2 separate regions of the Homo sapiens genome follow, and region 2 is linked to region 1. The links are chromatin contacts, found by Hi-C in ENCODE. All regions are on one chromosome and are shown on one strand. Each heading gives the region's core, a stretch centred on a gene start or an enhancer-like site at or near the end of the contact. The rest is flanking DNA. Distances are from core to core; before and after follow the strand shown. Region 1 holds the start of CEMIP (cell migration inducing hyaluronidase 1). Region 2 has its middle 22 kb from the start of CFAP161.

Evidence for each region. Hi-C counts contacts between places; a loop is a spot of excess contacts on that map. Pooled maps may share reads with other maps.
Region 2: a map of mammary epithelial cell shows a loop between it and region 1 (7-fold over the local background). The contact joins the enhancer-like site here to the promoter of CEMIP in region 1. A Hi-C loop is called at or near these places in 2 of 168 maps with a recorded cell type or tissue (breast epithelium and mammary epithelial cell) and 8 of 50 pooled maps.

Annotation. Positions count from the first base shown.
Region 1 is chr15:80,777,351-80,781,911 of GRCh38, forward strand. It overlaps CEMIP (cell migration inducing hyaluronidase 1), which reads left to right and starts at 2,020. Exons shown (of 30, transcript NM_001293298.2): 1 at 2,020-2,264. RefSeq lists a silencer at 1,642-1,921 and an enhancer at 2,542-3,047.
Region 2 is chr15:81,109,975-81,114,824 of GRCh38, forward strand. It overlaps a transcript of CFAP161 not described here. Among named protein-coding and RNA genes, the nearest start is that of CFAP161, 22 kb to the right of the region's middle. RefSeq lists an enhancer at 1,631-1,790. Within about 2 kb of position 1,742, at least 2 of the 41 ENCODE cell types and tissues checked have a DNase peak (open chromatin) inside an H3K27ac peak, as active enhancers do; they include mammary epithelial cell, where a contact is called at or near this core.

The DNA of each region.
Region 1 (4,561 bases), core at 770-3,269:
CCCGTTCATCACTGAGTGCTGAATGGCAGTGCTGAATGGAGAACTGGCTGGAGAATCTGGTTTTAGACATTCGGAGCCTGTTTGTAATTCATCAGCACTGCTCTTTTCCCCTGGGCATTGGTCTGTGATAAAGAAAACTGGATACCAGAGGAATGTGCTGGGCATTTCAGTGCTTTGAGAAAACATAGCCAAGCACTTCTCAGGGCCCATCCCTAGACAGGACCCTGCCTTTACCACTTCATCTCCCAGATGGCTGTGGAGCCAGCCCCTCACCAGAGAGCTACCTGGCTCCACTCAGGCCTCAAATCTACTGTCTGTTGATGGAAAATCCTGCATGTCGTGCCAAGCCAGGCTGATTCAAGGTCGACCTTTCTCCATTTGGGCCAAATGCCCAGCACCCCCAAACCCCTAACACACAACTCTTTGTGGGTCTGGTTTCTGGGAGCTCCTTAAGGAAGAAAAACATAAACAGGAATCATGGTGAGGACTGGGGAGAGGGGCCCTGGGTCGGGGGGGCTCCATTTTATTCGGCTGGAAAGAAAAGGTTGGGGAGGAGGGCTTGCCATTGGATCCAGTTCATTACTTCCCAATAAATCAAAGAAGGGCTGAGAATCCTGACCACCACCCCCAGTAAGGATCAAGTTCCGCTTTCTGGAAGAGGCCTAGAGGTGGATTGCAGGACTTCCCAGTTTAACCAGGTGACAAAGGCTTCTGCTTCAGCCCAGATGTGATCACAGACTTCCACAGCTTCTGCCGACCACAGCCTGGCCTTAAAGTCCAGACCTAGAGTCCCGGAGCTAGTGTGTACTACACAGAATGGAGACCTTGCCTGAGGAGCTGGTTCTCAGAGAACACTGGCAGGAAGGAAGAAAGAAATGTATATTCTAGGAGGCCTCTGCTAACCAGGAAAGGGGGCTGAGTCACACTCTGAAAGGTGGAAGAGGCAGAGAGCAGGTATCAACGCCCTCATTTTACAGATTAAAACAAAACAAGAAAAACAAACACTCCTCACCTCCCTGCAAAAAAACCACCCTGAGGCTCAGACAGGGGAAGTAGCTGGCCCTGGTCACACAGTAGGTTAGCGGCAGAGTTGAGAGGAGACTCCATATGCCCTAGGGATGTGTTGTGATGAACTTTTCCTACTGGTACTGTTTCCTCCCGCGAGGGAATGTCTAGACCAGCCGCACCTTCTTGCTTTGACCCTTCAGAACTTTGGCCTGTCCAGTTAAAGAGGCACAGAGCCCTCCTACCCACAGGGAATGTTTCTAACTTACCAAGCACCTATTATGTGCTTAGAACTTGGACTTTCCTGATCTCATTTAAGCCTCACCATTCTAGTGAGGAAGCATCACAGAACCCATTTTCCTGATGAGGAAACTGAGACTGGGAGGGGTTAAGATCCTGTACACAGTTGTAACTGGCATGTCTGAATCCAGTTTCAAACCAAGGTGCCTTTCAGTGAACACCCAAGCATCTTCCTCTCGGATTAACTGCTAGGCCAATACCAAAATCTCTTTCTCGGGCTACTCTTTTGCTGCTGAGTTAAAAAGAGATCCTGAGACTTAGCCTGGGACCCCGACTCGCGGCGATTCTGTGGCAGGCGCAGACCTTTTCTCCTGTCCTCCACTGCCTCTTTGCCTCGGAGGGCGCCCCGGGGCGCGAGCGGGGCACGGGCGACCCTGGCTCCTTGGAGGCCCGGGGACTTGCTCTCCGCGGTCCGCCGCGGCCGCTCCACCGAGTCCTGGCCTCCAGCGCCCTCACCTGGCTGCTGCGGGCGGGACTCTGCGCACCCGGGCTCCGCGGGCTCAGGTCTGCGTCTCCCAGAGCCGCCGCCAGAGCCCGCCCCGGTCCGGCCCGGGCACAGGGCCCCCGCCCCACTTGGGCAAGGCGGGGGCGCGTGGAGGGAAGTTTCATCGGGGGGCGAGGGAGGGAGCTTCGGTGCCGCGCGGGCGTCAGGGGCTCCTCGGGGGAGGAGTCAGTAAAAGTGGCTATAAAAGCGGCCTCTCGGCTGAGGGCCGGGGAGCTAGCGCTCAAGCAGAGCCCAGCGCGGTGCTATCGGACAGAGCCTGGCGAGCGCAAGCGGCGCGGGGAGCCAGCGGGGCTGAGCGCGGCCAGGGTCTGAACCCAGATTTCCCAGACTAGCTACCACTCCGCTTGCCCACGCCCCGGGAGCTCGCGGCGCCTGGCGGTCAGCGACCAGACGTCCGGGGCCGCTGCGCTCCTGGCCCGCGAGGCGTGACACTGTCTCGGCTACAGACCCAGAGGTAAGAGGGCCTGGCTGGGGGCGTCAGGGATGAGCTGACGGCCCATGCCACGGAAGAGAGGTAAGAAGTGGGGGCCCGCGCCTCCACCCGGCACAGGGTAAACGTTACCCGCCTCAGTTTCTGTTTGTCTGTCCACCCTGTGCTGTGCAGTCTACCTCTATCTGTCTGTTTGTCCATGCGTCTGTTGATGGGCACACGCTCTTGGCACTGTCCTCTGTGGGATTTCTCTGAGATCTTGTGATGCTTTACAAGCTGCAGGTGCCGGGGGGCGCTGGAGTCCCCAGAGGGCATCCAGAGGGGGCAGACTCCTGCTTTCCGTAGATTTTCCCCCTTCTGAATGGCACCGGGGGCTTGCGCCCGGGAGAGTGTCTCGCCGAGGAGGGAGTACCACAAGGGTCAGGTCTCGGTGTCCTGCCGACTGGGAGCCAGCTCACGCCGAGCTCTAGCGGGCGTGCGCCTAGCAACAGGTCTGCGCCCTGCTGCTCCTGCCTCAGCACGCTCTTCCTCCCAGTTTCCCTCGCCTCCCAGTGCCTCCGGGACAGCGCTAGGCACCCAGCGACGCGCTGGCGCGGGGCCGAGCTGAGGCAATTGCAATGTTAGATGAACCCGGGGGGCTCTGCTGATGTTTAGACTGAGACTCCAAACGTGGCATCGCTGGAAGAAGGTCTGGTGGTCCCTGGCAAAGGACGTCGGCTCCAAGAAAGGTCGCGTTAGGTTGTGAGGAAAGGCAGAGAGTCCTGGCAGAACGCTGGCCAGGTCTCCAGCTCGCCGCTCTGGGAACGAAGGCCAGTGACATTCTGGAATGGACCCCAAGGGATGCGTGTGCTCATGAGAGAGGAGCGCTGTGCGCCCTGGGTCCTCAGCCGCAGACACTCTCTGCGACAGCCGCTGTTCCCCAAGGGTCGGACGCTACGGCAGTCCCAGGAGTTCCGCCAGCTGCCGGGTTTGAGGTCCTGAGTCCTTCTCCAAGCAGCCAACGCTACCCACAGGTGAGAGCTCCCTTTAAAAACTAATCTTCTGATGTGTGAGCCAGTGCCTGGCTGCAGCCCCATACCAGGGACGGTGAGCCGGGGAGCGCGTCTCTCCATCCCTGCGGTCTGGAAAGTGATCCAGGGCGCGCCCGAGGGCGGGGAGCCGGCGGCTCTGCGTGCCCAGGCGCGACGCCACCATGGACAGCTCCCAGCCACTTCCTCCACTCGGGGTCTGTGGCCCTGGGTCTCCGGGGAAGTCGTGCGCTTTCTTCCCAGACCCAAGGCGTTGGGGCGCTGGGAAAGAGGAAAGGGACTGAGAGTCCGCTGGGGCCCTCGGTATTACCACTCAGGAGGCAGCCCAGCCCTCAGGAGTCTGTGGTTTGTGACCAGGTCCTAGCTGAGCCGGCAGTTCTGCAGGACCTCCCGGGGGCACTCTGTGGTTCTCTGGCTTTTCTATGACACCACGGAGACCCCTCAGAGCTGTTAGGAAAGTATGGCCCCTGAGAATCCGACCCAGGCAGTGAGATAATGCCAGATACAATTACGCCAGACATAATTAGGGATCCAGCTCAAACTGTTTTCTGTGTAGGGCACAAGTTCATGTGTTCCATCAAATTAAATTATTTATTTAGTACATATGGGATTGGGAGGATATATTAGTTTTACGATTAATGATAGAATGGAGAAGAAATCAAATAGAGCAAATTTATAGAGAAGGCAATCGGATGCATTTGCAAAAGCAACTATGCGGTTTTCTGATCCTAATAGTTTTGTTCAAAGCCCATGACTTTCTTAAAGCAATTTCCAAAGGCTCCTTTTTAGCCCAGTAGATGACTTTTCAAGTTGGTCACTTGAAACAGGGTGGAAAAACCTGTAGGGTTTAATCTGTGCACCAAATTAAAGATCTCCCTTCTCTGGTAAGAAACGACACTGGATGGGGCTCTTTTTGTCATTTCCACCCATACTGAAGTGTGTATCTTCCTTTATTTTAAAATTACAAGAAACGCAGGTCTGCTTTTTTTGTGTGTGACTGACAAAGGCCGACGGAGAGTAAAAACAAGTAAACACCTCTTATAAAAAAAAATTTTGAGACAGCATCTGTGACTTTGGGAAAGTTGCTCAAATGTTTTGTGCCTGTTTGCTGATATGTAAACTGGGAATAACGCAATGCCATCTTGCAGGGTTGCTATGAGAATTACAGTAATTGGTACAATGTAAAGCATTTAATCCAGTGCTGAGCATAGAGAAATCGTTTTAAATGGTAGCAATTACAGGTATATTTTAAAGACAGTTGTGCATTTCTTTTGAATTATGTTCACCATCCCT
Region 2 (4,850 bases), core at 492-2,991, 330 kb after region 1:
AATTTCTGCATAAATTTGATGTTTGTTCTTGGTCCAATTTTAGCAGAATCCATGTAGCTCTGATACGAGATCTTTGCAAACTGATGTCTTATCCTTCTTAGTGCCTCAAAATAGATCCTGTTCAGACATTCAGTACAGGTTAGTGTGAGTTTGTTTTGGTGCAAAATTTTTTTAAATCCATGTATAGTTTTTTCATAAGATGTGTCTTCCATGAACTTTTTGAAGACCTCTCATATTTGTTTTATGTAATTGAATTCTGTCTTGCTTTTGTTTAAAAGAAGTCTCCCCTGCTTAAAAGGGGGCAAAAATTTAAAAAATTTTCTGGTGATTTTGAAGGACAGCATCCTCCTATAACGAAAATATCAGTTAAAGGTCTCTATGTTTTTTGATATCTAGAATAAATGACTTGAAGCCCCCCACTCCCTCCATCCCCTTTATGCCACTTAGAAGTCTGAAACCCTCCCCAGGATATCTGTGAATTTCCAGGAGGGTGCTGTTCTCCTGGTCACCCTTGCCTCTGGGTGCTTCTGGAGAATGCATCACCACAGATGGGAAACTTCATTTCTTTTCACTCTCTTAGGCAGACTGAGACTAAACACTACTCTGGGTCCATGCCGGCATTCCCATACCCACCAGAGTGTTAACTACAAAAGGGTTTCCCTTTTTAGAAGCCAGTGGAGAAAGTAAATAGTAAGAAATCTCTTCCGCTCTCAGGATTTCATAGTATAAGCAGGCATATTACCCAAGTGGTCAGCTTCGGTGGAAGGGGACTGGAGACTGACCACCAGATGATCAAGGGCACTAAAAAGGGGATGCAAGACCTTAGGCTCATAGTCCTGTTCCTGGGGACGAATGCTGGGCTCTGGTGGCCATGCTGGGCTGCGGAGAAGCAAAGGTGCATTGTTGGTGTGATATTCTTTCCCCCAGGGGTCTGCTAGAAGCTGAAGGCAAAAATAGATGGAGACAAAAAAGACTAGGAGACCCTTTCTATGTAGAGACATCACTCTATGTTCTTTGCAGAGAATAGGAATACGTGCCTTTGATCAGATGAGCTATTAAAAAATGATTATGTAGTTCTGTTAAACTGGATTATTTTCAATATCCTGTCTGCTTTTTCAAAGGACTGTTATTTAGTGGGAAAACATTGCTGAATTCCTTTCAGAGAAATCCTCCCTGTACTGACCCTTCGGCAACACACCTTACACATGTAACTACTTGTTCAGAACAGTCTTCTCCTTCTGACTCTCCACAAAGGCGGGGACCATGAGTATCTTATTTCCCACTGCATCCAGAAGGCTGAGCACAGTGCTTGACGCACAGTGAATTTTGGTTGAATGAACAATTGAAAGGATTTGCCCATTGCAGTGTCATTTTTCCAAGACCTGACAATATCACTTTTGATTCTTTTCTTATTTAGTTCCACCTCCTTATCCCCGCTGCCACTGCTTAAGTCAGCACACGGCATCACCTCTCCTGGGGCTATCTTTAACTAGGCTTCCTGACCCCCTACCCTGGCCTGTCTGCTTTAAATCCAGGCAATGGCCTGTAGCCCCAGCAACCTTCCGAAAGCTCTACTCTCTGTCCCTTGTCAATTTCCTCTTCTGAAAGTTTCAGGGGCTCTCCACTACTTGCAGAAGAAAACCACCAACTCTTGCCTCGATGCTGAAGGTACTTTCCCATCATCTCCCCTCTGCCTCTCATCACCCTGTGTCCCTCCTGGCCCTTGCTTTCTTGCTTCTGTGCTTGGCCTCATCCTCCTTCCTCTGCCTGGAAAGTGCTTACCTCTGTTCTTGCATCTGCATGTCCAAATCCTATTCATCATTTCTATTATTATGTCATTTAAGTTTCAAAAAGTCTCTGAGTCATTGTTCCTTAAATAGCAGTTTTAAAAGGTGATTCTAAAGAAAAGGATTTGATGTTGAAATTAGCTTAGGAAGTGTTGTATGGATTATTGCCATTTTGTAGATTTATAGTGCAGGCCATTAATTCAAGGATCTGAGAAGATCTGCAATCAAGAAACCTATTTAACTCAGCATTTCTCAAATTTATTTGACCATAGAACCCTTTCCCCTTTCACACCTATTAACATATTGCAGATTATTTTGGAAATACTTTCCCGAGAGTTACCAGTAATATCTTTAATCTGTTTTTAATGATGAAGATGCTGAGGCTCAGAGACAAAAATACTTGCGCAAGCCGAGTGAAAGGAGCTTCAATCTGTTTTTTTTTTTTCTTTACTACACTGTGATGACTTACATTTGTCATCCAACAAGAACTTTTAAACTTTCCGAACTATGGAAAGTAAGACAATAGCCTGTATTTATCTTTCCTAATATCTGAATTTTGTCCCACTTCTCTTTTCTAAAAATGATTATTCCCAAGTTTTTCTTTCACTTTTCTTTCCTGCCAGATGTTTTACAAGTAATGAAAGGCTCCAATTAAATTTTCCCAAGAGCTTCATCAAATAATGAAAACAATACATAGAGCATGTTATATCTTTATGAACTTAAAATTAAAACATAATTTTGAGATTACATATAGGTATAATAAAACTATATAAAAAGAAAAGCAAGTGGATAATGAACACAGGATTTAGGAGATGGTTACCTTGGCTGGAGGTAGGGAGGGATGGGGAATGAAAGACTCTTATATTTAGATGTAGATTATTATCAAGATCTTAGCTTTTATTTTGGGGTTATAGGTTTACAAGTGCTTATTACATTATTTAAAAATAACCGGCTAAATAACTAGAGGACCACTGCTGAGAGTGTGTCATAATCCAATTTAATGTACCTGAGACCCTAAAATAAATACATAAATCATAAAAAAGAAAACAATAGCAAATTAAGTTTTCTAGTATATAGCTAGTTTATGTCAAAATAATACTTTTAAAGCGAGGTGAGTGGTGGCCTGATTTTAAGGGGATATTTATTGCTAAGTAATACTGAGTAAATTGCACAGCATCCAATAATGTATGAGTGCATTTCTGTTTTAATCTTGGCTTTGAGAGTTTTTGAGGAATGTAAATTTAAAACTTGATATAATCACATGTAAAATGAATATTTTATGATAAAAAGAGTAAAAAGTAATAAAAGGAGAATTTAAAAAATCCCTTGCATATTTATTATTTTATTATCACCTGGCTTTTAAATTCATCTGCGTTGTAAGTTGTGAGATGATTCTTTATGTTACTTTGTTTATCTTGTTAAGATTCATTTGGGGAGTCAAGGGACTCTGCTCATGCCCAAGTCTGTGCCCTCTAATGAGTAACACCAGAGACTGCACAGTGTCCAGGAAATAGACTTCAGCAAACTAGTCTAGCCAAGGTCACTGGAGTGTTTTCCAACACTAACAACCAATTATTGATTCTCCAGACACCAACTGGGTGTCCAACAATTAAATTCCACTCTGACATTAACTACCTGGAGTTAGTGTCAGATTTCACAGGCTAAAAGCGTTCGGTTTTACAAGACTGCCTTCACTTCAGATGCCAAGTGCAAGTCCTGGGCCACCCATACTTCTGGCTGTAAAATCAGGAGTTCCCATGGCCCCCTCCTCAAGTTCAATTATTTGCTAGAATGACTCATAGAGCCAGGAAAGTACTCTGCGTTTACTGATTTATTACAAAGGATGTTATAAAGGATACAACTCAGTAACAGCCAAATGGAAGAGATGCATAGGGTAAGGAGTGAGGAAAGGGGTGCAGAGCTTCCATGACTTTTCTGGGTGCCACCTTCCCAGCACCTCGATGTGTTCACCAGCCCAGGAGCACATCAACATTTATTGTTCAAGAGTTCTCTCAGAGCTTAATCTCCAGCCCCTCACCTTTCTTCTTGGAGCTGGGTCAGTGGAGCTAAAAGTCTCCACTCTCGAATCACTTGGTCCTTCTGGTGGCCAGTCCCATCACGAGGCTATCTAAGGGCTCCACCCTAAGTTACCTGATTCGTATAAATTCAGTGTGATCAAAAGGAGCTTATTATGAATAACAAAAGACATTCTCATCATTCAGGAAATTCCAAGGGTTTTAGGAGCTCTGTGCCAAGAACAAAGAAGAAAAACCAAATATGTTTCTTATAATACCACAGTTGCCAAACAAATATACTAGCAAACAAGCAAACAAAAACAATGAGCCCTGGGCATGGAGAAAAAATAGACAGAGCTGCTACAACATACAGGCATACCTCAGAGATAACGTGGGTTTGTTTCCAGACTGCTGCACTGAAGCATATATTGCATTAAAGTGAGTCACATAGATTTTTGTTTTCCCAGTGCATATAAACATTTATACTTACACTATACTGTGGTCTATTAAGTGTTCAATGGCTTTATGTCTAAAAAATGTACATATCTTAATTTAAAAATAGTTTACTGCTAAAAAATGCTTAGAGCCATTTGGGCTTTCAGTGAGTTGTAATCTTTATGATAGTGGAGGATCTTGCCTTGCTGTTGTTGGCTGCTGACTGTTGAGGGTGGGGGTTGATTAGGGTGGCTATGGCAATTTCTTAAAATAACACAACAAAGAAGTTTGCCACATTGATTGACTCTTCTTTCACATGTCAATCTAAACAAACAGAGAGAGGCTCTCTGAAAGAAAAGATGTATGTTTGGGGATAGAACATCGCAATGGGAATATGCATGTCATAGTAAACTAAGTGCATATTCATGGAGGTAGAGGAAGACGAGGGTTTTTGTTTGTTTGTTTGTTTTAAGACGGAGTCTCGCTCTGTCGCCCAGGCTGGAGTGCAGTGGCGCGATCTCGGCTCACTGCAAGCTCCGCCTCCCGGGTTCACGTCATTCTCCTGCCTCAGCCTCCCGAGTAGCTGGGACTGCAGGCACCCACCACCACGCCC